2 separate regions of the Homo sapiens genome follow, and region 2 is linked to region 1. A link is a loop called in an ENCODE intact Hi-C map of the cell type or tissue named here. Cell type or tissue: ovary. All regions are shown on one strand. Links, peaks and the distances in the headings refer to the core of each region. The heading gives the core; the rest is flanking DNA.

Region 1 (13,798 bases), core at 5,799-13,798:
GGGGTTTCATGGCGCATGGTTTGAAAACCACAGCTGTAGGCAGAGAGAGCCAGTGAAAGCGTGAGCAGGAGAGTGACAGGAAGAGAAGCAGAGGTGAGTGCAGGTTTGGCGGTGCCTGGGGGATCAGAGGGAAGCCTGGGGGAGGGCGATGTTAGGAGGTTGTGAGACCACTTGGTCTTGGGAGACCCCTCCCAGAGGCAGCCTGACCCTGGCCGAAGGGGCTGCAGCCCCAAGGTGGGGGGCGGAGGCCATGTGGCGTGGAGACGTGCTCTCTTTCAGGGTTCCTTGGCACACTGTTTTAGATGTCAGCACCTCATTGTGATTTTCAAACTTGATTTCTGTTTCTCTGTTGATGAGGCTGTTCTTTTGAGCTGGTTTTGAGTGGCCGCTTTTGAGGATGGAATTTGAAGTTTTTGTGCATTAAAGAAAGCAGATTACCTCACACCTGTAATCCCAGCACTTGGAGAGGCCGAGGCAGGCAGATCACCTGAGGTCAGGAGTTCAAAACCAGCCTGACCAACATGGTGAAACCCCGTCTCTATTAGAAATACAAAAATTAGCCAGGTGTGGTGGCGGGTGCCTGTAATCCCAGCTACTTGAGAGGCTGAGGCAGGAAAATTGCTTGAACCTGGGAGGCAGAGGTTGCAGTGAGCCGAGATTGCGCCAGCCCGGGTGACAAGAACGAGACTCCATTTCAAAAAAAAAAAAAAAGCAAATTACTTCAGTAATAAAGCTAGTCTAGAAGATGTTATATTGGTTTTTAACTATGCACTGTTTGCCTTGCTGGTCATGACAGCCTGTTTCTGTGCTGCAGCCGTGCGGTCAGGCCGTTTAACCTGGGGAAAACCAGCTGCAGCCATGCTGGCGCGGTCCCCTGCTTCCAAATACAGAAGAGCACATTCTTTCTACACCTGGGAGAGAAAGGGACAGCAAAGTATGCTTTTCTTCTTCAGATGATTTATTTTATGCCTATTTTACATGAACAGCTTGCACAAAAATATTGGAAGTTTCTACTTTTCTGGGAAGTGCCATCATTTTGCATATAGAAGAGGAAGAAAATCAGCTCATGCCTTGTGCACGTTTGCAGAAACATTTCATAGTTTGTCTTTGTTTGATTATGCTGTTTAGCTGGACAAGTGGAATGCTTACAAGTTGTAACATTTTTTGTTTTTTGAGATGGAGTCTTGCTCTGTCGCCCAGGCTGGAGTGCAGTGACACGATCTCGGCTCACTGCAAGCTCCGCCTCCTGGGTTCACGCCATTCTCCTGCCTCAGCCTCCCTAGTAGCTGGCACTACAGGCGCCCGCCACCATGCCTGGCTAATTTTTTGTATTTTTAGTAGAGGTGGGGTTTCACCGTGTTAGCTAGGATGGTCTTGATCTCCTGACCTCGTGATCCACCTGCCTCGGCCTCCCAAAGTGCTGGGATTACAGGTGTGAGCCACTGCGCCCGGCCAATTTTTTGTATTTTTAGTAGAGATGAGGTTTCACCGTGTTAGCCAGGATTGTCTAGATCTCCTGACCTCGTGATCCGCCTGCCTCGGCCTCCCAGAGTGCTGGGATTACAGGCGTGAGCCACCGTGCCCGGCCACAAGTTGTAAAATTTTTAAATGACTGGTTTAGAAATGCTGGGAAGACCCTCTTTCTAGCAAAGCATCTCTCCACCTGTCTCAGTGCGGGCTGCAGTGGCGGGAGTTAGCGTCGGCGTGCCGCCTGCCACAGCACTGCCGCCTGCGTGGCACCGACGCCTTCGCTTCTGCATTTTCTGGATTGTGGCTTCTCCACATTTTGCAACCTTGGTGTTGAGCTGTCTTGGCAGTTTCTATTTTAACACCTAAAGAGATGACTGTTCGGTCCCTGTGAAAAGCTCCCTCTTGACCTAGGGTGGAAAGAGAAGTAAATACATCTCAAAAGTTTATCCTCTAATGTGGTAAAATACAAGGTCCCTCCGTGGCCAGGGGCTGGCTGGAGCGGGCAGTGCACGTTGTCCCTGTGTGTGCAGCCACCATTCTGCTGTGTGCTCGCTGGCATCTTGGGAGCCTGGGCCCGGCCAGAGTGGCCGCATGCACACTGCTGTCTCGGGGCGGCAGTGGGGCCGTGGGGCCATCTGGATGGTGTGGCCACCCGTTCCCCCTTTACCAGCCCCCACCCTTCCTGGCCACCTGCCCCGAGCCTCCCCTGAGATGCCCCGTCTCCAGAGCCCCTGACTTGTTTGACTCCTTTGTTTTGTCTGGTGTCCAAGGCCGGTTTCCCACGGGGCCTGTGTTCTCCCAGGGATGCTGGCTTATTGAAGACACACACACTCACACACATACACACTCACACATACAAACTTTTTTTTTCCTTTTCCCTTTTAATCTCTTGGCACCACCTCTGCTTCCAGGTTAAAGTTAGTCTTGGCTGCTTTAATTTCCATTTGTTTTTGCAGCCTAGTAGTGTCTTTTTTCATTTTCAAGACTGTTGAGTTATGCCAGGACTCAGGGTTATGACCTACTGACTGAGCTGCCTGCTGAGCACGAGAGACATCTCTTTCTTCCCAGCCACCTGCCCTCATGCTGCTCAGACACAGGGAAAAGGACCAAATCATATTTATTTATTTTTTTTGAGACAGAGTCTCACTCTGTCGCCCAGGCTGGAGTGCAGTGGCGCGATCTCAGCTCACTACAACCTCCGCCTCCTGGGTTCAAGTGATTCTCATGCCTCAGTTTCCCAAGTAGCTGGGATTACAGGCACCTACCACCATGCCCAGCTGATTTTTGTATTTTTAGTAGAGGAAGTATTTCGCCATGTTAGCCAGGCTGGTCTCAAACTCCTGACCTCAAGCCTCGGTCTCCCAAAGTGCTGGGATTAGAGAAGTGAGCCACTGTGCCCAGCCCCAAATCACATTTAAAAAAAATTCTGTTGATTCACTGTTCTTTGTTTTGAAGCATGTGATGATTGTGAGGTTTTACAAAAATCACCCTCCCATCTCCTGGGATGTCTGCTGTGTGGAGAAGTGAGGTCCAGGGTCTCTCTGGGAACTGGGTTCCCCAAGGGCAGCATGGGGAGGCACTGGCTGATGCCCTGAGCCCGTGAGCTTGCAGGGGGAGTGTGGCGAGGGCTGGCCACATCTAGATGGGTTAAAGACCAGGAGCCTGGGCGGATCTGCCCGTTTTCTAGTTGGTGGAAGCACTGGTGCATGCCTCCTTTGCCTTTGCCCCTTGGCCTGCTGTCTCCAACTTTCTCCAGCATCTTCAGGGCTCTGCTGGGGCCAGCAGGGTCCTTGACCCTGCTCCCCTGCCTCCCCAGCCCCTGCTGCCTGCCCACGCCGGGGCAACTCTGTCTGTGGCTCCAGCTCCATGCTGCCTCTGTCCTGCCCCTCAGGCCTAAATCGGTCTCCAGCACCTCACTCGCACTTGGAAAGTGGCCATCTGTACCTCTGTGCCTCTGGCCTTGACCCCCTGGGTGGGCACCCGGCACTGGGTCAGGGCGGTTCTCAACCTTGCTCTGTGGCTGTGGGCCCTGGGGCAGCTGGCGACCCCATCCAGCCTCCCTCCACTCATTTGCCAATGTGTCAGGGTGGCCTCCACCTTAAGGCAGCTGTGAGGACCACTTCTTGAGACTGCATCTGTGTGGATCTGAGGCTGAGGGGCAGCCAGTGACATGTGGAAGAAAGGAGGTGGACCCATGGAGCCCCCAGCATGCCCTGTAGGCACTGCCCTTCAAGTGGGTGGCACTGGGAACCTTTGCCTCCTGCCCACCGTGGGTCCCTTGAAGCCCATCTGGGGTTCCACGATCCAGCAGGTGAGTGAGGTGTGCAGCATGATGTGAGCTCAGACACGGAGCCAGTCTGCCACCGCCCGGTGGATGTTGCTCACTCTGTAAACTGCCCTGCAGCTGCCTAGAGCAGAGGTGCATCCCGACCCATGAGACACTCAGAGATTGACCCGGGACTCTGAGGACATCACTGGAAGAGCAGCCAAGTATGATGATGTCCTCCTTTGAAATCTTTATTTTTAAAAACTCTTAAATTTACAAAATAAACGAACTGATGGCTTATTAAAACAGCAGTTCCCCTACCATATTTAAATTCATTTTTATATCTTGACAAGCTATAGGATTTGGAATCAAACATGAGGGTTGAGAACTGCTGCTGATAGAAAATCAGTCAGGGAAGGAAAAAACATCTCTTTATGTTGTTCAATGACATAAACCGAGGGTGGGCATGTTATTTTTGGGTCGGTTCGCCGCCTGGGGAGGCCGGGGGCACAGGCAGCTGGAACTGTGGCATGGTAGCGCCTTGTGACCGAGCTCATGCAGGTCTGGCTGGCTTGTTTTGTTCCCAGCAGTGTGCTCTTTCTGCATGGAGCACGTATTATTTTCATGATCAGCAAAATACCAGCTCGTGTGGGTTCTTACCTGGCAGACAGCGCAGGGAATCTGCGTCCCACCTGGGTGACTCCGTCCTACCTGTTCTTGGCTCTGTGTTCATTTGCCAGGGCTACCATTAACAAAACACCACAGATCAGGCAGGAATTTCTTTCTCTCAGTTCTGGAGCTGGGAGTCTGAGATCAGGGGGCCAGCAGGGTTGGCCTCTCTTGTGAATGGCCACCTTCTCTCTGTGTCCTCTCGTGGTCTTCCCTCTGTGCCTGGTCACGCATTGCCCTGCTCTGATCAGGCCCCAAGCAGTGGACATCAATGTACCTGTCCACACGAGCTGAAGGAGCAGAGACAGAAATGCGATCCTATTGTTTTTGTTTTTGTTTTTGTTTTTTTGAGACAGTCTTCGCTCTGTCACCCAGGCTGGAGTGCAGTGGCGCGATCTTGGCTCACTGCAAGCTCCGCCTCCCGGGTTCACGCCATTTTCCTGCCTCAGCCTCCCGAGTAGCTGGGACTACAGGCGCCCGCCACCACGCCTGGCTAATTTTTTTGTATTTTTAATAGAGACGGAGTTTCACTGTATTAGCCAGGATGGTCTCGATCTCCTGACTTCGTGATCCACCCGCCTCGGCCTCCCAAAGTGCTGGGATTACAGGCGTGAGCCACTGCACCAGGCCCTGATCCTATTGTTAAACTCTAAAGTGCTGGCTAGTAGCACCGGCAGAACAGTTTGTATGCCGTTCCAAATACGTGACTTTAATTATGCTGTTGGATATTTGCACTGTGGCAGCCACTTATAAAGGCTGGTCAGATACAACTGAGGCTCCATTCCAAGGGCAGTGGACACTGGCTTTGCAGTGACCAGGCCAGACCTGGTGCTGCTGCCTGGGAATGGGGGCTTCTTAGACACAGAAGGAGACTAGAGGCTGTGCTGGATGCTGGTGCTGGGGGAAAATCCCTGTGGGACGTGGCATTCATGGGAGGACAAAAGGAGGGCCGGAAAAAATCCCAGGGTGCAGGCGGCTGGAGTCACGCATTGCCTTTGTTCTCTAGCAGTGGGGTGCAGGGTCCGCTGGTGGCAGTTAGAGACGGAGCAAAGTAAATGCACTTGAAAGAGCTTTGGGAGGTGGAACTGTGAGGAGTCAGAGAACAAGATGGGATGAGACATGAGCTCTGATGTGCCTGTGTGGAGTGGACACCGCCAGGGCCCCCACGCTGGCTCTGTAGGTGGCACCCAGGCCAGACCCTGCACCCACGCTGCCAGGGCTGAGACCTTGGAGACTTGGATTTAGAGCTGATTACTCCAAGTCCGCCTAACAGGGTGAGGCAGAAGCTGTGCAGATTCGCATCTATGGAAGATGCACGGACGGAGAGCCCTTGGAAGCGGGCCGGGCCCAGGCCGTGTGCGTGCGGTGACAGCTGCTTGGCATCACACACCAAGGCGGATGTGGGAGGGCTGCCTATGATCATGAAAAACCTGAAATATGAAAATGTGAAGAATAGGAGAGAACAGCAGTTTGCCACAGCAGGGCCCTGGCCAGCACTCCGCACGGTGCTCTGATGACTTGAGAAATTTTGTGGAAGCTGGGAGAAAGAAAGAGCTTACAAAGCAGTTTGTATGACAGTATCTTGTTTTTGTAAGGGACAGTGGGATGATTGATGATAGGTTTTCTTTTTCCTTTTCCATGTTTTCTGATTAATCAGCATCAAACATTGCTATTTTTGATTGTAGTAAAATATGCATGCATAACATAAACTTTACCCCCATGTTTACCTTTTTTTTTTTTTTTTGAGATGGAGTCTCACCTCACTCTGTCGCTGGGGTTGGAGTGCAGTGGTGCGATCTCAGCTCACTGCAACCTCCGCCTCCTGGGTTCAAGTGATTCTCCTGCCTCAGCCTCCTGAGTAGCTGGGATTACAGGCACCTGTCACTATGCCCAGCTAATTTTTTGTATTTTTAGTAGAGATGGCGTTTCACCATATTGTCCAGGCTGGTCTCGAACTCCTGACCTCGTGATTCGCCCGCCTCGGCCTCCTGAAGTGCCAGGATTATAGGCTGGAGCCACCGCGTCCTCCCCCATCTTCACCATTTTAAGTGTACAGCTCAGTGGCGTTAAGTACATTTCACCTTATTCTGCAACCACCACCACTGTCCAGCTAGAGCGTTTCATCTTTCCAAGCCGAAACTCTGTATCCACTAAACACCAACTCCCCAGCCCAGCACGCAGCCCCTGTCACCACTGTTCTCCTTTCTGTCTCTGAGTTTGACCACTTTAGGTAATTTATATGAGTGGAATCATGCGGCGTTTTTTCTTTTGTGACTGGCGTATTTCACTTAGCCTAAGGTCGTTAAGGTTCAACCATGTTGTAACTTGTCAGAATTTCCTTTCTTTTAAGGCTAACATTCCACTGACCACATAAATACTGTTATTTTTATACAAAGAAAGAAGTCTGCAAGCACTGGCTTGGAACAAGCTGCGCATCTGGCGTTTTTCCATGGGTTCAACAAGCTGCGTTATCTGGTGTTTTTCCGTGGGTTCAACAAGCTGCGCATCTGGCGTTTTTCCGTGGGTTCGACATCAGTGGTCCCTGCTGTGGATCACAGCTGACGCACGAGCAGTTCTCCCCCGAGCCTGTCTGTGGCGCCCCTCCCCACCTTCCTCCACCATGGGGTCATCTTGGCCTCTCCTGGGCAGAGGCCGGGGAGGAAGGCGAGTCCCTGTGGGTGCTGCGCGGGGTCAGGGGCTGTTGCCATGTGGGATCTGTGGCTTCCCAGGGTGCTCGGTCCGACCTGTCTTCTTGTTGACCCGCGTGGGGCCCGGGCATGACTGGACACGCCCCCAGGCCTCTCCTGGCACTATCTGGGTTCAGGCCGCAGAAAGGGCAGACTGCGGGACTCTGGGCTGGAGTCGCAGGACACGGGCAGCCCCTATGGGGCCGAAGCACGTCCTCAGGCAGCCTGGCCCCTCCGAGCGGCATCACCCTGAGGTGCCTGCGTGGACACCAAGGGCAGGCCCCCCATGCTGGCTCTGCAGGCAGCGCTGGGGCTGGACCCTGCACCCACCCGGCCGGGGCTGCCCTGCACTGCTCCTTTCTGAGGTGTGTGGAACAGGAAGCTGTGATGTGGAGGGAAGTGGACGAGAGTTTCTGCTACATGTAGATTTCTAGTGAGGAACATGCAGCAGTGACCGGCTGCGGTCGGGGGCGTTCCCTTACGTGTCGGGGAGGTCCAGGTGGCTGGCGGTGCGGCCGGTGCCTCTGTTCTCCCTCATTTCCAGTCAGTTCCTGAGAAAATGGGTGGCGTCTCCAGCCGCCATTGGGGATTGGCCTGCAATTGTTTCCATGTATCTGTGGAACCGGCCCAACACCCCGCGTGGATGCCTGAGCCTGGAGACTGTACTGAACCCTGCGTAGTCTATGTTTTTCCGTACTTGCATACCAGTGACGAACTTTAATTGGTAAATTAGGCACGGTAAGAGATTACAATAATAATAGAACAGTTGTAACAATATACTGTCATAAAAGTTATGTGAACGTGGTCTCTCTCTCTCTCTCTTGCCCTTTGGTGCCCGCCGTGAGATGGCGGTGAGATGGGCGGCGCAGGCATTGCAATGCAGCCTTAGGCCGCTGCTGACCTTGACCAGCCTGGCCATACCGCTGCAGTCCCATGCTGGCGACCCAGCCGGCTACTGTGTGGCTCACAGGCGGGTCGCACATACAGCTTGGACACGCTGGACAAGGGGATGGTTTGTGTCCTGGGTGGGAGGAGCAGGACGGTCTGAGAGTTTATCATCCTACTCAGAACAGCGCACAGTTTAAAACTTACGGAGTGTTTGTGAATGGAGTTTTCCGTTTAATATTTTTGGAGTGCAGTTGACCTCTGGTCATTGAAATCGTGGAAAGTGAAACTGAGATTCGGGGGTGGCTATGGCATTTCTTCTTCCAGCTCTGTCAGCTTTTGCCTAGTGTAACGTGAAGGAAGCTTTTTGGCCGGGTGCATTCACATTGAGGGTTGTTCTGGCTCCTTGGGGAGCTGACCCCTTCCTTCTCTCTCTCTGATGAGTTCCTTGCTCGGAGGCTGGCTGGGTCTGGTGCTGACAAAGCCACCCCAGCTTCCTTTTGGCCAGCGCTTGCCTGGTTCACCTTTTTCCCCTTTTGCTTTCGACTTACCTACCTGTATCAGTATATTTGAAGTAAGTTTCTTGTAGATGGCATATGGTTGGGTTAGGATTTTATTTATCTGTTCTGACAACCTCTTCTAATTGGTGTTTTTAGATTATTATGATAGTGTAATTATCAATGTGTTTCGATTCAGGTCTACCATTTTATTATCTGACTTCTGTTAGATCACTATCTTTATCATTGCTCTATTTCCTTTTAGGTTTTTAAAAACATAGTATTCTGTTTTAATTTATTCTAAATTATATGTTATCTATTTTGCTTTGGATAGCTTTTTTAAAAAGTATGTTAATTTTTCTTTTTTTAAAAGAGGCAGGATTTCACTGTGTTGCCCAGACAGGCCTTGAACTCCTGGACTCAAGTGATCCTCCCTTCTCAGCCTCCCAAGTAGCTGGGACTGCAGCGCCTGGCTGTACAGCTTTCTTCGGTGGTTGCTCTAAGGATTTCGAAGTCCATGCTTATTAACATTTCATATTCTGCTGAGGATCTGAAAAGTCTGCTTTTTACTACTTCTAGTGGGACATAGAAATCTTACCCCATCCAGGTTTCCCCTCCCCCTTTTAGATTACAGTTGTCTTGTTTATATGATTTATACAATTATATACCTAGAAATATTTTATAATTTACTTGTTATGTATTTGTGTAATTTACATTTATGTACACTGAAAGGCCCATTAGACAGTACTTTGATTTTTGCTTTTAACCGCCAAGCACTTTGGAAGAGCTGTGGGGTCGTTGTGTGTCCTGCGCCCTCGCCGCTTAGCCTGCCTACTGCCTCTGCTTTGTGGTTCGTAGCCCATGCCTCCTTCCACCTCCCTTCCTGTCAGCCTGTACCGCTGGCCAGCATGCTCTTTGTTTTCCTCCTCTGCCCACGTCCTGGCTTCACCTTCCTTCCTGGAAGACACGTTCCCATCTTGAGGGAGGATCCCAAGTTGGCACCTCCCCGCTTTAGGCTTAGGCGCATTGTGCCCGCCTTCCGGCCCGCCTGGTCCCCGCTTTAGGCTTAGGCACATTGTGCCCGCCCTCCGGCCTGCCTGGTCCCCGGGGGGAATCCGCGGCCCTCCCACTGTTGCTCTGTGCTCTGCTGAGCGTCATTTCTCCTGCTGTTTTCAAGATCTGTTTTCCTTTATCTTTAGTGTTCAGCAGTTTGACCGTGATGTGTCTGGGTGTGGATTTCTTGTTTGTCTTGTTTGGGATCCATAGAGCTTCTTGAATCTGTAGACAAAAGACTTTCTCCAAATTTAGGGTGTTTTCTGTCATTTTTTTCAGCTGTTTTTCATCACTGCTTGGTTTCCCCTTTTCCTTTTGCACTCTCATGGCACAGATGTTAGACCTTCTCTCTTGTCCTGAAGATCCCCAAAATTTTTTCAATCTTTTTTTCTCTCTGGTATTCAGATTAGAAAACTTAACATTGCTCTATCTTCAAGTTCACTGAATCTTTCCTGAGGTTTTTTTTTTTTTTTACATTTCAGTAGTGTGTCTTTTAGTTTTGAAATTTCCATTTGGTTCTTCTTTATATCTTGTTTTGTTTGCCTTTTGCTGATTTCCATTTTTTCATTCAGTTTGGGAGTGTTACAATCGTTAGAGCATTTCATAGCACAGTAGTTGCTTTAAAGTCGGGTGGATAATTGCAGCACCTGTGTTATTTTGGCATCTGTTGATTCTCTTTTCCTGTAGGAGCCCATACGTTCCTCGTTCTTTGTGTGCTGAGTAATCTGGGCTGTAAGTGGATGGTTGGATGTTATGATATGAGATCTGGGTCTTGTTAAAATCCTAGGAGGATGTTGATATTTTTATTTTAGAAAGCAAACACCCTGAGGAGACTTGGGCTGTGGTTCTGACTTGCCTTCAGTGGGTGGCAGCTCCATGTCAATTCTGGCTTCACAGCCTCCTGCACTGCCACTTGGACCTGCCCCCTGTGTGCCGCTGGTGGCTGTCTGGCTGTGGTCTCAGGGTTTGGGGTGTGAAGAGGATCAGATCCACACCCCTGCAGCTTGAGGATGGGCTTGAAGCTCATGAGCAATTTTGTCGGCTGGCTCTTCTGAGCTGCTTCCTCTCCACACTGCCACTGGGGCTTCCTGGGTCCCTGGAGAGCTTCCCTTCTCCACCCTCAGCCAGTGCAGTGGGACTGACTACCCGTTCCACTGTGCACCTCCATGCCTGCGCCAGTGCTGGAGGAGGGATTTGGGGCTCCTTCTGTTCAGTGTCTCCTCCAGGCCACCTGCTGCTCTTTCCTTCATAGAATGTGGCTCAGCTGCCCCTGGTCCCATCCCAGGGCAGAGCTCCTCCTGAGTACCCTTGAGACTGGAGCAGATTCAGCAGAAGGCAGATTGCCCCCTCTCCCTGGAGCTGGCTCTGAAGGTGTGTTTAGACGATGTCTGCCTTCATTTCTGCACCTCTGCTCCAGCTGCGGTGTGGCACTTTCTGTCCCCTGCGGCAGCCCCATACTCCTTGCAATCTCAGCCTGTCTGTGCAGCTAGACAGCTGGTGTTGGGCGGCAGGGCGCTCGTCTTTTCCATGTCAGGCCCTAGTGTGTTTGGAGGCACCACCTGGGAGGTGGCTGCATTTAGGGAGGCTCTGCTGGGCAGATGTGGCATTGGAGAGGTGCTGCCCCTCCAGCACTTTGAGGGGGTCGTCAGACCCTCGAGAGAGTCCTCAGCACCAGCAACTCAGGACGGCGGCCCCCATGGTGGGAAGGATGGCAGGAACCATGTGCCCCATACTGTGACCCTCCTGGAGGCCAGGAGAGCCTGTTCTCAGCGAGTGTGGAAGGATAAGCTGCACAGGGCCTCCCAGCCTGCTGGCCCACGTGCCCTGAGAGAGACACGCAACTCCCAAGGACTGATCATGCCCCTGTCAGCCATGTCCGGTGCCCTCGGGAGAGCGGGAAGGGGTTAGAGGCCTGGGTACCCAACCTCGAAGCTTGTTGGGTGTCCCCTCCTTCTCCTCACAGAACAGGGGTCCTTATGTGTTGTTCCAGCCCAGGATGGCGGCCCAGGTGACTCTGGAGGACGCGCTGTCCAACGTGGACCTCCTGGAGGAGCTGCCCCTGCCCGACCAGCAGCCCTGCATCGAGCCCCCGCCATCCTCGCTGCTCTACCAGGTGGGTGCCCAGCAGCTGCAGGGCGTACAGCCTGTGCTCCGACCCCACATGATGTTTTTCTCTTCCTTTCCTTCAGCCAAATTTCAACACTAACTTTGAAGACAGAAATGCATTTGTTACTGGCATCGCAAGATACATTGAACAAGCCACCGTCCACTCTAGCATGGTAATGTTGCGGTGTGTCTTTGTTTCTCTCTGCAGAGAAGGGCGTGTTTGAAGGACAGATGTATACTTTTTGGTATTATCCCAATAGACTATGCAGTGAGGAAAAAGAGAAGAAAATGAATGAAATGCCTTATATTTTTAAGACAGTCTTTGCTTTTCTTAGTGTAAAAACAATACATGCTGGTTCTGAAAATTCAATGTCTCTGGCCCAGAGAAAACCTTTGTCAGCGTTTCAAGGGTGCACCTGCCCTGTTAATGCTCATTCCCTCTCCAGATCTGCACCCACACACACCAGGTATGTGCCCATATGAGATTTAGATTTATAAATGAATTGCATTGTTATTATAGTTCTGCTTTTTTTTTGAGACAGAGTCTTGCTCTGCCACCCAGGCTGGAGTACAGTGGCGCGATCTTGGTTCACTGCAACCTCCGCCTCCCAGGTTCAAGCAGTTCTTGTGCCTCAGCCTCCCGAGTAGCTGGGACTACTGGCGCCCACCACTACGCCCAGCTAATTTGTGCATTTTTAGTAGAGACAGGGTTTCACCATGTTGGTCGGGCTGGTCTCGAATTCCTGACCTCAAGTGATCTGCCCACCTTAGCCTCCCAAAGTGCTGGGATTACAGGCATGAGCCACCACACCTAGCTAGTTCTGCATTTTAATGGTCTCATCAACAGGTTTTCTTTCTTTCTTTTTTTTTTTTGAGATGGTCTCACTCAGGTTGCCCAGGCTAGAGTGCAGTGGTGTGATTAGGGCTCACTGCAGCCTCAACCTCCCGGGTTCAAGCAATCCTCCCACCTCTGCCTCCTGAGTAGCTGGGACTACAGGCACACACCACCATGCCCATCTACTTTTTTGTGTTTTTTGTAGAGGCGAGGTCTCACCATGTTGCCCAGGTTGGTCTTGAATTCCTGGACTCAAGGAATCCGCCTGCCCAGCCTCCCAAAGTACTGGGATTACAGCCTGAGCCACTGCACCTGGACAAGAATATTTTCATGCCATGAAAATGTGCTAGAGAAAGCAATCCTTAATGGCTACGTAAACCATTTTGTAAATGTCCACAATTCAACTATTTTTGCGCATTGACTTCCTCTTTTATGTCGTGTAATAAAAAAATGCTGTAGGCTGGGCGCAGTGGCCCACGCCTGTAATCCCAGCATTTTGGGAGGCCAAAGTGGGCGGATCACCTAGGGTCAGGAGTTCGAGACCAGCCTGGCCAACATGGTGAAACCCTGTCTCTACAAAAAAAAAAAAATACAAAAATTAACCAGGCATGGTGGTGCGCACACCTGTAATCCCAGCTACTCAGGAGGCTGAGGCAAGAGAATTGCTTGAACCCGGGAGGCAGAGGTTGCAGTGAGCTGAGATCGTGCCACTGCACTCCAGCCTGGGGGACAGAGCAAGACTCGTCTCAAAAAAAAAAAAAAATACTGTGATGAACGTCTCACTAAATAAAGGCTAGATTTAAGAGCATCTATTTGATTTTTTCCAAAGGAAACGATGTTAAAGAGTGGAAAGCAAAAGCAGTTTTACAGCAGTGATGACAGTCCTCTTCCCATGGACTCTCTACCTAGATTTTAAGTGCTGTGGGCGTGCTCCTAACTTTTCCTCCTGCACACCCGGGGCTGGCAGCCCTGCCTCTAGTCCTCTCTGGGACCGGGAGGCCCTGTGAGCCAGTGAGGAGGCCATGGGGATCCTGTGTGTGCTCACACCGGGCAGGGCGTCTGCCCTGAGCCCTTCCTCTGTGTTCCTAACTGCAGGTCTCATGGCCAGCAGGTTGTTGAGGGCTGGGTGGAGCCAAGGTGTAACGCCTGTGGCACCCCTCAGAGATGCCTGCGTGTCACTGACACCCCTCTCGCCTGCAGAAGCCATGGGGTGTTTTGGGTGGTCATTGTGGCCCCCAGCGCCGCACCTCAGTGTCACTAGCTTCTGGCAGCCGTCTCTTGGCACACAGGCCACAGTGCTTAGGATAGTTTGTGGCGCTTTGTCTGGATT
Region 2 (14,982 bases), core at 2,293-10,292, 64 kb after region 1:
CACCATGTTGGCCAGGCTGGTCTCCAACTCCTGACCTCAGGTGATCTGCCCGCATCGGCCTCCCAAAGTGCTCGGATTACAGGTGTGAGCCACTGCGCCTGGCCATCTTTAGTGTTTTAGGGGTTATTTTTTTTAGCAATGTTATGATGGCAATTGAAAAAAATACAATTCAGATCCTCTCTAGGGTGCAGATGTTTGAAGGAAGTGGGTTCTTGCCTTTCACAAAGACAAGGTTAAAGGTGGGGGTGGGAGGTGGCATTGCCTGCCTTGGGGAGAAAAATGTCAGGGCTGGGAGCCTCGCTGACACATGAGGGCCAGGGTCGCCAATGCCTGGAGAACATGGGACAGGCTCATTCCATCATTCCACACTCCGCGTTCTCGAGGCTGTTGGCAGGTGCGGCCTCCGCTGTGCCCCTCCACCCTGTCTCTGTTCGTGTTCTCGAGGCTGTTGGCAGGTGCGGCCTCCGCTGTGCCCCTCCACCCTGTCTCTGTTCGTGTTCTCGAGGCTGTTGGCAGGTGCGGCCTCCGCTGTGCCCCTCCACCCTGTCTCTGTTCGTGTTCTCGAGGCTGTTGGCAGGTGCGGCCTCCGCTGTGCCCCTCCACCCTGTCTCTGTTCTTAGCAACTCCTAATGGCTGTGGAACTGTGAGTGGACACACAGTTCGTGTGATTCTGGGCTTCATGTGGCTGTGTTGGTGCCCCAGGAGGGCATCCAGACAGGTACCCAGGCGCCAAGAATGCAGTGACCGGGCCTCTCCTCTGTGGGGCAGGGTGGGGTGCACGCCTGGGCAGGGGTGCGCCACAGCTGTTACGGGGCTCCCCCTCACTTCCCGAAGCCCTGTGAGTGGTTAAGAATTCACCTCCATTCTGCTCCATGTGATACTCCCATGTTCTTTCTAGCAAGGATTGAAGTTGACTTTTCTTTTTTTTTTTTTTTTTGAGATGGAGTCTCCTCTATCACCTAGGATGGAGTGCAGGGCACAATCTCGGCTTACTGCAACCTCCACCTCCTGGGTTCAAACAATTCTCCTGCCTCAGCCTCCCAAATAGCTGGGATTAAAGGCGCCTGCCACCATGCCCGGACAATTTTTTGTATTTTTTTTTTTTTTAGTAGAGATGGGGTTTCACCATGTTGGCCAGGTTGGTTTTGAACTCCTGACCTCAAATGATCCGCCCACCTTGGCCTCCCGAAGTGTTGGAATTACAGGCATGAGCCAATGGTGGTGCCCAGTTGAAGCTGACTTTTATGCAATAATTAGTTATACTCAAAAGGATGTTTCTTTAAAGGATTAGAGTAAGTGTTCTGAGGCTTCTGCTTCTGAAAGTAAAATGTAGTGTTTTACCTTTAGAACTGAAGGAAATGTTATTTTAGAAGATAGGACTAGAAAGTTTGGCGAGTGAGAATAATTTCTTGGGTCTCTGTGAACTAAAAGATTTGCTCTGGGCTTCTCTTGACTTTGAAATTTTTAATCCCTGTTTTAGGCATAACAATAAAGTAGGTTTTTGTCACTCCCTGATAGAGAGGCATTTGTGCGCAGAGGGCACTGGGCAGAGAGGCTCCTCTGTCACCCCCATCTGGAGAGGATGGCTGTGGAAGCGAGGGAGGCAGGCGGGGGGTAGGCAGGCGACCCGACTGCGTGGGGCCGTGCACCTGCGGTTCTGATGGATCGAGTCCTGGAAGGGGCCTCGTGGGGTTGGTTTTTGAGATCCCAGGATAGCACTGTGGTGACATCTTTGCTGCCCAGTGTGTCTGTGTGCCCTTTGTGGTGTTAAAGGCTCTTGACACACGTTTTTATTCTCCAGGATTTTCTCCCAGGAGTGCAGGGAGGCACTGTTGCTTCCATTAAGATGCCAACATGAGCGCGCTGTTCCAGGGTGGTGGTGCGGGGTGCACATTTGCCTTGAGTCAGCCCCTACACTGCCAGAGCACCCTGCTGCCCTGTGTGCATGGGCACCACCTCAGGGATGGCTCCAGGGAATGGGCACTTGGAGGCATTTGCAAAGCTGATGCTCTTTTGGAGAGAAAGAAAGATTTGATGATGTGAATTTGATTTTTTTTTAAATTCAACTATTTGCAACTGAACTTGAACCTCACTGTAAGAGATTTCTGCCTCCGTTTCAGAAACTGTTTGTGTCGTTTTTGTTAAAACCTAAGCTAGTACATGGTTTTTCTTTTTGTTTTTTGTTTTTTTTGTGTGTTTTTTTTTTTTGAGACAGAGTCTGTCCCCTAGGCTGGAGTACAGTGGTGTGATCTTGCCTCACTGCAACCTCCAGTGATTATTGTGATTCCAGTGATTCGTGTGCCTCAGCCTCCCGAGTAGCTGGGATTACAGGAGTGTGCCACCACGCCTGGCCAATTTTTGTATTTTTAGTCGAGACAGGGTTTCACCATGTTAGCCAGGCTGGTCTCGAACTCCTGACCTCAAATGATCCACCTGCTTCAGCCTCCCAAAGTGCTGGGATAAAGGCGTGAGCCACTGTGCCTGGCCATAAACCAGTAATTTTTTTTTTTTTTGAGACAGGGTTTTTGCTTTGTCACCCATTGCTGGATTGCAGTGGCGCAATCACAGTTCACTGAAACCTCCGCCTCCCAGGCTCAAGCAATCCTCCTGCCTCAGCCTCCCAAGTGGCTGGGACTACAGGCATGCACCACCACATCTGGCTAATTTTTGTGTTTTTTGTAGAGATGGGATTTCACCATGTTGCACAGGCTGGTCGCGAACTCCTGAGCTCAATCAGATCTCCTGCCTGGGCCTCCCAAAGTGCTGGGATGTAGCCGTGAGCCACCGTGCCTAGTCCTAAACCAGTAATTTTCTATTAGATTATTTAGACATATACAAGTGACACTGATGTTGACCACCACCCACTCAAGAAGAGGCTGGATACTAAAAGAGATGATGTCTGAGCTGAGTCATGTGCTCACAGCAGACAGCCCTTGTACTCACAAGCACTCACATATGCCACGTGCACTTGCTTCTGCTGCAGTATGAGTCACAGTGTATATCTGTGTGATTATGGAATACACAGGAATCCACTCAAAAAACAGATTAGTGCTTTTTTTATGAATAGTGAACTAGGGCTGGTATCTTGCAGGAATAAAATAAACTTAGATGAGGGACCCATTTATGCAATGTTATCTTTTTCGTTCTTGGTCATGTCACCACTTACAGCATGCCTGCTTCTCAGTAAGACACCCTTTTGAGCACATTAACTAGTATTCTTTATCTCATAAGTAAGATTGTCCCCATTTCACAGATGAAGGCTCAGAGTGTCGTGAAAGTTAGAGCACCCAAGTTGCACGACTGGCGAGTCCAGAGCCGGCTCTGTGTGCTGTGACCCACCTTCTCTGCTTGTCGAACAAGGCTGGAGACTGTATCAGGCACGGGCAGCAGAGTCTGTCTTGAACTGAGCTGTGTGACTGGACATCCAGAGTGCTTCCTCTTCTGAGCTTAAGTCTTTTACAGCACAGTGTTTGTGACGGTGCCCTTCCCCAGAAGTAGTGCCTCCTCCCACTCCCCTGAGTAGTTAAGTCACATCTGCTGTTTGTTACCCTAGCTGTGTTGTCTCTCGGATGTGTCATCTTTGGGGTGAGCTTAGTCTACTGGGAAACCGGACACTGGGCAGGGGGCCAGAGGCCTGGGACCATGTGTTCATTGAGTGATGCCTCCTCTGACAGCTGTCATCCTGAGCCAGTCAGGGCGGGTCTGAGAATGAATTCTCTCACTTGTAACATGAGGTCATTAGATTTCACTGATGACTTTCGTGTTCTTCTTTTCAAACATTGAACCTGTTATCAACCAAAAATATTACACAGAATCCCAGCACATAAAGCCCAGGGTGCTGCTCTGAGGAGAGGCTGGGAGGAGGGGGTGTGGGCGAAGATGTGTAGATGGTTTCTTCAAGGTTGCAGCGGGCCGCAGGGCTTGGGCCTGGGACAGACACTGGGTGGGGTTTCTGTCCTTCAGTGTTGTCTAATCTCGTCACTGTAATCAGTTTTGGCTCTTTGTTTTGGGGGGTCTCATGACCCTCTACACATCTGATAATTCACTAGAAGGACTCACATAACTCAGAGTCTTACAGCTGCAGTTTATTCCAGCAAAGGGGTACAAAGCAGGATCAGTAATGGAAGCAGACAGATCAGGCGGAGGCTGAAGAAAGCAGGAGTGGCTGTATTAATATAAGATAAAATCAACTTCAGAGCAAAGAATATTGCCAGGGAGATTACATAATAATAAGTCAAACCACCACGAAGAAAACATAGCAATGCTAGATGTTTATGCGTCAAACAACAAGGCTTCTGTACTTGAAGGAAAGACTAATAGAAGTAAAGGAGAAGTGAACAATCCCACAGTTACAGTTGGGGACTTCAACTCTCATTTTAGTAATTGACAGAACAAGTAGACACAAAATCAGCAACAGTAGAAAAGAACTGAACACCACCATCGACCAACAGGATCTAACTGACGTGTGTAGGTTCCTCTACCCCACAACAGCAGAATATATACGTTTTTCAGATTCCCATGAAACATTCACCAAGATAGACCATACGCTGGGCCATAAAACTCACCTCAACAAAATTTAAAGAACTGAAATCCTATGGAGAGTGTTCTCCAACTACAATGAACTCAAACCAGAAACCAATAATAAAAAGATAACCAGAAAATCTCTATATGCTCGGAAATTAGCACACTTTTAAATAATCCTTGGGTTGAAGAGGAAATCTCAAGAGAAATTTAAAAATACATTGAATTGAATGAAATGTAAATATATCAAGATTTGATATATACAGCTAAAGAAGTGATTTATTTGATTTGATTATTCGATTTATTTATTTGATTTATTTGGTATACAGCTAAAGTGCTGAGAGGGAAATTTATAGCACTGAATACTCACAGTAGGGGTCTCCTGCTATCTGCACCCGTGTCCTTAGACAAGCTGAGGGGTGTCCTTCTGCAGGAACCACCTTGATATGTTTTGGCTCTATGTCCACACCCAAATCTCATCTGAAATTGTAATCCTCATAACCCCCATGAGTCAAGGGAGGGACCTGGTGGGAGGTGATTGGATCATGGGGGTGACGATGTTCTCATGATAGTGAGTTCTCACGAGATCTGATGGTTTTATAAGGGGTTCTTCCCCCTTGCTCTCTCTTCTCATTCCTGCCACCTTGTGAAGAAGGTGCCTGCTCCCCCTTCACCTTCCGCCATGATTGAAGTTTTCTGAGGCCTCCCCAGCCATGTGGAACTATGAGTCAGTTAAACCTCTTTCCTTTATAAATTATCCAGTCTCAGGTATTTATTTTTAGCAGGGTGAAAATGGACTAATACAGTAAATTGGTACTGGTAGAGTGGAGTACTGCTATAAAGATACCTGAAAATGTGGAAGTGACTTTGGAACTGGGTAACAGGCAGAGGTTGGAACAGTTCGGAGGGCTCCAAAGAAGGCGGGAAGATGTGGGAAAGTTTGGAACTCTCTAGAGACTTGTTGAATGTTTTTTGTTTGTTTGTTTGTTTTTTGAAATGGAGTCTCACCCTGTTGCCCAGGCTGGAGTGCAATGGCGCAATCTCAGCTCACTGCAACCTCCGCCTCCCAGGTTCAAATAATTCTCCTGCCTCAGCCTCCCAAGTAGCTGGGATTACAGGTGCCCACCACCATGCCCAGTTAATTTTTTTGTATTTTTAGTAGAGACAGAGTTTCACCGTGTTGGCCAGGCTGTTCTCAAACTCCTGACCTTGTGATCCACCCACCTCGGCCTCCCAACGTGCTAGGATTACAGGCGTGAGCCACCACGCCCTGCCTGTTGAATGGTTTTGACCAAAATGCTGATGGTGCTATGGACAATAAAGTGCAGGCTAACTAAGGTGGTCTCAGATGGAATTGAGGAGCTTGTTGGGAACTGGAGCAAAGGTCACTTTTACTACACTTTAGCCAAGAGACTAGCAGCATTTTGCCCCGCCCTAGAGATACGTGGTACATTGAACTTGAGAGAGATCTGAAATTGGAGTTTGTTTAAAAGGGAAGCAGAGTATAAAAGTTTGGAAAATTTGCAGCCTGAGGATGTGATGGAAAAGAAAAACCCATTTTCTGGAGAGGAATTCAAGCTGGCTGCAGAAATTTTGAATGTCAATCACCAAGACAATGGGGAAAATGTCTCCAGGACATGTACGAGGCAGCCCCTCCCATCATAAACCCAGAGGCCTAGGAGGGAAAAATGGTTTTCTTGGCTGGGCCCAGGGCCTGCCCTGCCCCTATGGTTCCCCCTCCCCCACCTCCCCACCCCACCCCCCATCCCCGTGCAGCTTCAGGACTTGGTGCCCTGCATCCCTGCTTCCTGGTCGCTAAAAGGGGCCAACATACAGCTCAGGCTGTTGCTTCAGAGGGTGCAAGCCCCAAGCCTTGGTGGCTTCCGCGTGGTGTTGGACCACCTAGATTTCAAAGGACATGTGGAAATGCCTGAATGTCCATGCAGAGGTTTGCTGTGGGGGTGGAGCCATCATGGAGAACCTCTGCTAGGGCAGTGAGGAAGGGAAATGGGGGGTTGGAGCCCCACACACAGAGTCCCCACTGGAATACTGCCTAGTGGAGCTGTAAAAAGAGGGCCACCCTCCTCCAGACCCCAGTCAGCTTGTACTGTGTACCTGGAAAAGCCACAGACACTCAATGCCAGCCTGTGAAAACAGCCAGGAGGGGGACTGTACCCTGCAAAGCCACAGGGTGGAGCTGCCCAAGACTGTGGGAGCCCACATCTTACATCAGTGTGACCTGGATGAGAGACACGGAGTCAAAGGAGATTATTTTAAAGCTTTAAGATTTAATGACTGCCCCACTGGACTTTGGGCTTCCATGGGGCCTGGAGCCCCTTTGTTTTGGCCAGTCTCTCCCATTTGCAATGGGAGCATTTATCCAATGCCTGTACCCCTATTGTATCTAGGAAGTAACTAACTTGTTTTTTATTATATAGGCTCATAGGTGGAAGGGACTTGACTTGTCTCAGATGAGACTTTGGACTTGGACTTTTGAATTAATGCTGGAATGAGTTAAGACTTTGGGGCACTGTTGGGAAAGCATGATTGAGATTTGGGAGGGGCCAGGGGCAGAATGATAAGGTTTGGCTGTGTCCCCCACCCAAATCTCATCTCCACTTGTAATCCCCATTATGCCCACATGTCAAGGGTGGGAGCTGGTGGGAGTTGACTGGTTCATGGGGGCAGTTTTCCACATGCTGTTCTTGTGATAGTGAGTGAGTTCTCACGAGATCTGATGGTTTTATAAGGGGCTTCGCCTTTTGTTCTCTCTTATCTTTCCTGCCTTCTTGTGAAGAAGGTGCTTGCTTCCCCTTTACCTTCTGCATAACTGTAAGTTTTCTGAGGCCTCCCCAGCCATGTGGAACTGTGAGTCAGTTAAACCTGCCTTTTTTTTTTTTTTTTTTTTTGAGATGAAGTCTCGTTCTGTCACCCGGGCTGGAGTGCAGTGGCGCGATCTCGGCTCACTGCAAGCTCCACATCCCAGGTTCATGCCATTCTCCTGCCTCAGCCTCCCGAGTAGCTGGGACTACAGGCACCTGCCACCACGCCCGGCTAATTTTTTGTATATTTAGTAGAGACGGGGTTTCACCGTGTTAGCCAGGATGGTCTCCATCTCCTGACCTTGTGATCTGCCCACCTCGGCCTCCCAAAGGGCTGGGATTACAGGTGTGAGTCGCCGCGCCTGGCCTAAACCTGCTTTTTTTTAAAATAAATTATGCAGTCTTGGGTATTTCTCTATAGCAGTGTGAAAACGGACTAATACACACCCTAACTACCTTCCTCGCCTTCCCACTCCACAGGGGTCTCTCTCCCGGCTCCGGGGGTGCCCTGTGCATCCTGAGAAGGCAGCTCCCCCGGCCCCTTCAGGGTCCGACCTTGGGCATCCTGCTGGGAGACTGGGAGGCAGGGGGAAACTCTGGGTCGTATTCATTTCTCATTCTAGACTTCAAAATGGCTTCTAGCGAGTCGGCTATTCAACAAATGTTGAAACACCAAATGGTTTTCTTTTCTTTTCTATTTTAGCAGGTTTCTTTTTGGTGGCAGGCTAAGTAGGTTTTGTAACTGTACCAGTTAAGGGCAGTAGATTTTACAAGTCAGTAGACTCAGACCCGCTCACCTGAGCCTGTGTGTGTTGAGTGATCTTCTCACACAGTTCTTCATCTGCACATGTGTGCGGGGACCATGCTGAGAGCTCTGTGCCCTGTTTTCCAGGCTTTGAACTTGGCCTACTCCAGCATTTACGGCAGCTACCGGAACTTCGTGGGACCTCCACACTTTCAAGTCATCTGCCGGCTTCTCGGCTACCAGGGTATCGCCGTGGTCATGGAGGAGCTGCTGAAGGTCGTCAAGAGCCTGGTGAGTGTTCCCTGGACATGCTTCTTTCACACAGCCTGGATTCCCTGGGGCACCCATGCCAGAGGGTCTTCTCTGCCTGGACTGTGATTCTCCAACAGCTGGATTCGTTCAATTAGGCTTCAAACATTTCTGACCATATATAGTTTGATACTTCCCTCATCTTTTCAAACTCAAGAGAATGGGTCCAGGTTATTTTAACTGATACGCAGAGTTTTTATTTGTATGTGTAGAGAGGGGGTCTTGCTATGTTGCTCAGGCTGTCCTTGAACTCCTGGGCTCCAGAGATCTGCCCATCTTGGCCTCCCAAAGTGCTGGGGTTACAGGCGTGAGCCACCTTGGCCAGCCTGGATTTAGTTTTCTAGACATAACTTACTTTTTATAATTTTTCATCCTTTTTATTATTTTAATCTTCTGTGACTTGAGACCATGTAAGAGTTTGGTCACTTGGCACAGCCATCAGCCCGTGACCCAAACAGGTCCTTCCAGGACCCGCTGGGGACTCTGTCCCAAAACATGTGGCAGCTTGGAGGGTGTTAGGATTGCTGACCTCACCACAGCTGAGCCTGGGGCCGCACCCAGGAGCACAGACAGCGTCCTGGGGGACCCTGGAGCTGGCAGTGCTCACGATGCTGGGGTGCATCCCCATAGGAGACACCTGGCGACAAAGCTCTCCCCTCATTGTGGCACCCCGGGACCACTTTCATCTTGAAAGAGGAGTCCAGTTTCAGAACATGAATTCAGTCATGGGAAGCCACCTGGTGATGGTTGCTCTCTCTCCCGGGGTGGATTTTATTCCCCAGCCAGACGATCCTGCAGCCTTGCTGGTTACCGAGCTCTTTGCTAACAGACTTGTTTCAGGGTATGCGCCGGCCACAGGCGTTAGCAGAGCGGAGTGGGGTGGCTGACGCAGCCCGTCTCATCTCCCCGGCAGCTGCAAGGCACAATCCTGCAGTACGTGAAGACGCTGATGGAGGTGATGCCCAAGATCTGCCGCCTGCCCCGGCACGAGTACGGCTCTCCTGGTGAGTGCGGGCGTGTGGAGCTCACAGTGCTGTCTGTGGAGAGGTCAGAAAGGAATTCAAGTCAGAAATTCTTGAGAAGGATTAGATTTGCCATGTGGGAAGAGGCAGTAGACAGACAAATGCACCTTACAACCAGGAAGAGGTGTGTTGGGGTCACTGTCTGCAGGCGAGGAAGCAGAGGTCAGCCTGCAAGAGTTGAGACAAGAGACCCCTGAACACCACGCTCTCGGGCACCCCTACGAAAGAATTGCCACCCAATGAGGCGAGAGAGCCGACTGCTGGGTCCTGCTGCCCTGCTGGGCCTATAGGGACTTGAGGCTCAGAGACAGGCCCACCGAGATGGTGCAAGGCCTGCCCCTGCCCCCAGGCCGTCCCATCCATCTGCAGGTCCAGCTGCAGGGCCCTCAGGCAGGTGTGCTCTTAGGGACAGGCCCACGTGACTTGCTGTGGGTTGGTTTGGGGCAATGCAAATAAATAGCTTTAGTGATCTCAGAAAGCATTGTCTCATAAAATTGTATGACAGGGACCTTTGTCACGTAACAAAACTGCTTTTAGTCTCTTACCTGGCCGAGTTTTCTTGAAAGCTGGACAGTTGAACACTAGCCTTGTGTTGTAAAGCGACTTGAGCCTGCACGTGGGTGACCGACGAGGCACTGTCCTGATGGGCAGTCAGTCAGCGTGGCTGAGCTCTTGAACACGTGGCTCAGGACTTTTTGCTTTTTGGCAACTCCCCAGGGCTGTTGCTGGTGTTTGAGGAGACGATAAGGTGTCCCCCTCAGCCACCATGGGGAAGTAGCCATCAGCACGGCCCTGGCTCAAGAGAATCTGTTTTCAGTTTATTGTCAGAAAGTAGAGGAGGAATGCTGGGATGATTAAAACCAATGCTTATGTCGTGACTAGAGATGGAAATTTCAGATGTTGAGGAGGGAGCCATTTCCCAGTGTGGTACAGGGAAAGCTTGCTGGGAATGACACAGGTGCATGAGCGTCCCCGCCCCCACCCCCGCCAAGTGGGGCTGAGTCCCTGCAGCGGTGCTGAGAGCTGGGAGGAGCAGAGGGGCCGTGTCGGGCCGCTGGTCCTTGGGGAAGGGGCACTCGGGCAAGACCTGCTGGGACAAGGGTTTAAGGTCTGCTGAGCCTCCCGCTTTGCTCTTCCCAGGGTAGTTTAGGCCCCTCCTGATGCCACGTTCATTGTGCGGTCAGCTGCCGGTTTCTGTCTGGGCTGGAGTTGAAGCTGTAGATTGGCTGGGAAACGTTGGCCTTCTGTCCCATATTTGCACCTTGCGTCTTTTTGTGCCTTATTCCGCTGTCCGGGATGCCGTTGAGACGCCTGCCTTGCTCTGGAGCTGGCCTGGTGTGCGGCCTCCCGTTGGGCGTGCTGTTAGTTAGCTGCAGGCTTCCTAGATGCCCTTTCTCAGATTAGGTGCGGCCCCTTCCATGCCTGCGAAGAGAGATTGCATTTTGTCAAATACCTTGTCTGCCCCCACTGGGGATGTGGTGCAGTCTTTGTTCTTGTCATGTGGTGACGTTTCCTATCATCATAGCCTTCCCTAAAGATATGAGGTTGAGTTGAAAAGAGGCTTCAGAGCCAAGGCCCGGGGTCACATGGTGTGTGGAGAACGTGCCCAGGTGGCGAATAAACCACCGCTGCAGGGAAGATGCTGGGGATGGGACGTTGTGGCTGTCCTTATAGCCAGGCTTGATGGCGGTGTCAGAACGGCAGGTGCTCCTGGCTGTGGACCCAGGCTGCTAGGGCCCGGCCCCCTCCAGTCCCCCAACCCCACCTCACTCCCGCCACCGTAGGTATCCTGGAGTTCTTCCACCACCAGCTGAAGGACATCGTGGAGTACGCAGAGCTGAAGACGGTGTGCTTCCAGAACCTGCGGGAGGTGGGGAACGCCATCCTCTTCTGCCTGCTCATCGAGCAGAGCCTGGTGAGTGGCCCCCCAACGCCGCCCCTCCCCGCCCCAGCCCACCCCACCCCACCCCACCGGCCAGGGGAGGGCTTTCTTTGGCGGGTTCTTTAGTGGGGGTGTGGCAACAGCTGTGCATCATTTTTTTTTTTTTGTGGCTGTTGAGACTTTAGTTTGAATTTGTTCCCTTCAATTGAAAAACAAAAATGTACTGTAGTTCACTGTCTCAAGAATGTTTTTCTGTGTTAACGTCATAAAACTGTTATATTATGTGATGTTTTCAACATCTAAATGAACATATTTGGTGTGCCTGTAAGGTATAAGGCATTGCTGCGCAGGAGGGCCCTCTGTATGCCTGAGGCCGCTGAGCAGTTGAAGTGTGGCTCAGTGTGACTGAGGAACTGAGTGCTAAATGTTACTGAATTATCACTGATTTAAATCTGAATGGCTGCACGTGCCCCATGGTGGACAGCACGAGTGGCCAGCATGAAAGGGGAGCCCCCGGGAGCCCACCCCCTCTTAGGACGTGGCACAGTGGACGCCTCGTGTTTTCGACTGGCCGCCTTTTTGTGGTGCTGTCTGGCTGTCCCTCTGTCCTGTACATCACAGCAGCTCAGTTTATAACCTCCTGGGCTGGGAAAGCCAGTGGGAAATGGAATCTCAGGTAGCCCTCTCCTGCCTTCCATCGTGACTAACGAGGTGGGCATCTCTTCGTTCGTTGCGTCTTCTTGTTTCTTTTCCTGTGAAATGCCCCATTGAGTTCTTCGGCCTATTTTCTTTTTCTTTTTTTTTTTTTTTGAGACGGAGTCTTGCTCTGTCACCCCGGCTGGAGTGCAGTGGCGTGATGTTGGCTCACTGCAAGCTCCGCCTCCCGGGTTCACGCCATTCTCCTGCCTCCGCCTCAGAAGTAGCTGGGACTACAGGCGCCCACCACCACGCCCAGCTAATTTTTTGTATTTTTAGTAGAGACGGGGTTTCACCGTGTTAGCCAGGCTGGTCTCCAACTCCTGACTTTGTGATCCACCCGCCTTGGTCTCCCAAAGTGCTGGGATTACAGGCGTGAGCCACTGCGCCCGGCCTCTTTTGCCTATTTTTCTACAGCTCATTCTGTGTAGACTCTTTATGTGCTGCACATATCGTAAATTCTTCTCCCATTTGTGGCTTACCTTTTCACTCTGATAGTGGTGATTTTTGATAAAATGCTCTTAATTTGGATGTAGCCTTTTTTTTTTTAATGATTAGCACTTTTTTTTTTTTTTAATCTACCATCTGCACATGGAACTTTCAGTATCTTTTTGAAGATGTTTTCCCTGCCTTGGGGTCATGAAGACATTCCTTTACATTGTCATCTAAAGATTTGAAGCTTTGCCTTCTGCATGGAAGTTTGTAATCCTTCTGGAGTTGGTCTTTGTGTATAATGTGAGAGGCAGAGGAAGCTTCTTTCTCTCTGTGGAGACCCATTTGTCCCTCCTCTAGTGGCTGAAGGGCTCCTCCTCCCGTTGCTGACCAGTGGTGTCCCCTGCCATCTGCCAGCTTTTCATGGGCACACCGGCCTGTCTCCTGGCTTTCTGCCACATCTCGCTGGTCCAGGCATCTGTCTCTGACATCATAGCACATTGTCTTGCTCATCGTTGCTCTAACATGACTCTCGAGTCCCCACTTGCCGCGTTCCCTGCCTTGCTCCTTCTTCTTCAGCATGTTCCCTCCCCAGGGCTCTCTGCTCTGCCCTGTTTGGGGATTGGTTCACCACATACCCTGGCGAAGCGTATTGGCTTGTGCATGGGAATGGCACTTCGTCTCCAGAGCTGCCTGGGGAGGCCTTTCCTATGTTGTTTCCCAAAGCAGTCTCTTGTCTTTAGGTCTCTGGTAGCTTTGCAAAGGCAGAGTTGTGTTTGGGAAGAACAGGGAGAGGGTGGTCTGTACACAGCTCAGGGCATTGCTGTCAGACTGCCAGGCCTCTGGGGACTGAGCCTCTGGACCAGCCGCCTCACACCAGCCTGTGCGGTGAAAGAGAATGTGTTGGCTCACATGTCAGGGGAGTCCGAGGTCAGGCGTGACACGCCTGGGAGCTGACAGCCTCCATCAGACCTGCATCTTCGGCTCCCTCTATGCCTGCACGCCTAGGCAGACCCTCTCCTGGTGGTTTCAAAGAGGGACTGCAGCAGCCCCAGGCCTTCATTGTCCTGGCCACCCACAGGCTCGGTGGGGACCCCAAGTAGCATCTCCTCCCATGCTCCCCTCACCACTGTGAGTGTGAGGGGTACAAGATGGAGAACCCACCAGTGTCTCAGACCAGCAAGAAGCCAGTGTCCAGGGTGGCCCTGCTCTAAGGACATGTTCCCCAAATAATTGTGAATTGTTAAAAACCAGATGTTAGGAAGCATCTCTTTAAGTATAATCTCTCATTATGAATTTTAAATATTTAATACAGGAATATTCCTTTCATGGGTGACTTTTCCTGAACTTACAGCATAAGGCGCGCCCTATCTCATCTGCTATCTTAGTCCATTTTGTGTTGCTGTGGCAGTGCCTGAGACTGAGTAATTTATAAAGAAAAGGAGTTTATTTGGCTCATGACTCTGGAGGCTGGGAAGTCCAAGATCAGGCAGCCCATCTGTCAGGGTCTCATGCTGCTTCAGCTCTGGGGGAACAGAGAAGGGGAAGCGGGTGTTGCCAAGAGAACAAACATGAGAGGCAGCCTTGCTTACAACAACCTGCTCTCGCAGGAGCTTATCCATTCCCACAAAAACTAACCCAATTGTGGGAGAACTGACCCAGCCCTGTAAGAAATCCATCACCTCTCGGACCACCTTCCAACACTGCTACATTGGCAATTAAATTTCACCATGAGTTTTGGCAGGGACAAACCACATCCAAACCATAGCCTCTGTGTATGTCCAAGCCTGAGGATGCCTGTCTGGTCATTGGCCTCAGGTCAGGGAGGTGAGACCCGAGCTTTCTTAATGGGGAGACAGCCTTGTGGAATTGATAGAGATAGTGTCAGAGACCCCTTAGGGCTGGTTTCTCTTCTGTCCAGCTGCCCTTTTTGGAAATAAGATAAAGTGTCAAAAGCTTTTCTTTACATCATTTCTTTTTTTTTTTAGACTGGAGTTTCACGCTTGTTGCCCAGGCTGGAGTGCAGTGGCACAATCTTGACTCACCACAACTTCTACCTCCTGGGTTCAAGTGATTCTCCTGCCTCAGTCTCCCGAGTAGCTGGGATTACAGGCATGTGCCACCACACCCGGCTAATTTTGTGTTTTTAGTAGAGATGGGGTTTCTCCATGTTGGTCAGGCTGGTCTTGAACTCCCGACCTCCCGCCTCGCCCTCCCAAAGTGCTGGGATTACAGGCGTGAGCCACTGCACCTGGCCTGACATTCTTCACATAAACAAACTCTTGTGGTTCTATAATTATTTATGTCCATCCCAGGACTCATGGACATAAATAATTATAGAACCACAAGAGTTTGAAGCAGGCAGAATGGAATTTACTAGGATAATCTCTTAGCTTAAAGGCACGGTTTCTGTGCATTGTCATGGCAACAGTTGGCCCTCTGTTGGCTTCTGGATGGAGTGTGATGCTGCATTAGAAACAGGGAAAGAGAAGCGGAGCAGATGGTGTCTGGCCGGCGTCTGGCACTGGATTGACGTTGATGAGTACGGAAAAG

Evidence for each region. Peaks named below come from ENCODE experiments on the same cell type or tissue, not always from the same donor. Only the 100,000 strongest peaks of a DNase experiment are listed, where the experiment ranks them.
Region 2: it touches region 1 in a loop (4-fold over the local background); 9 of 110 quality-filtered maps call a loop at or near these places.

The regions. Positions count from the first base shown.
Region 1 is chr15:22,945,011-22,958,808 of GRCh38, reverse strand. It overlaps CYFIP1 (cytoplasmic FMR1 interacting protein 1), which reads left to right. Exons shown (of 31, transcript NM_014608.6): 2 at 11,518-11,640; 3 at 11,717-11,806. The coding sequence starts at 11,524. Among named protein-coding and RNA genes, the nearest start is that of CYFIP1, 28 kb to the left of the region's middle. RefSeq lists an enhancer at 10,997-11,681. In ovary, for the core only: no CTCF peak of the experiment used is centred there; a DNase peak (open chromatin) is centred at 9,375; H3K4me3 peaks cover 659 bases; H3K27ac peaks cover 2,820 bases.
Region 2 is chr15:22,876,265-22,891,246 of GRCh38, reverse strand. It overlaps CYFIP1 (cytoplasmic FMR1 interacting protein 1), which reads left to right. Exons shown (of 31, transcript NM_014608.6): 24 at 8,236-8,379; 25 at 9,311-9,401; 26 at 11,204-11,334. Among named protein-coding and RNA genes, the nearest start is that of NIPA2, 45 kb to the right of the region's middle. RefSeq lists an enhancer at 8,381-9,580. In ovary, for the core only: no CTCF peak of the experiment used is centred there; no DNase peak of the experiment used is centred there.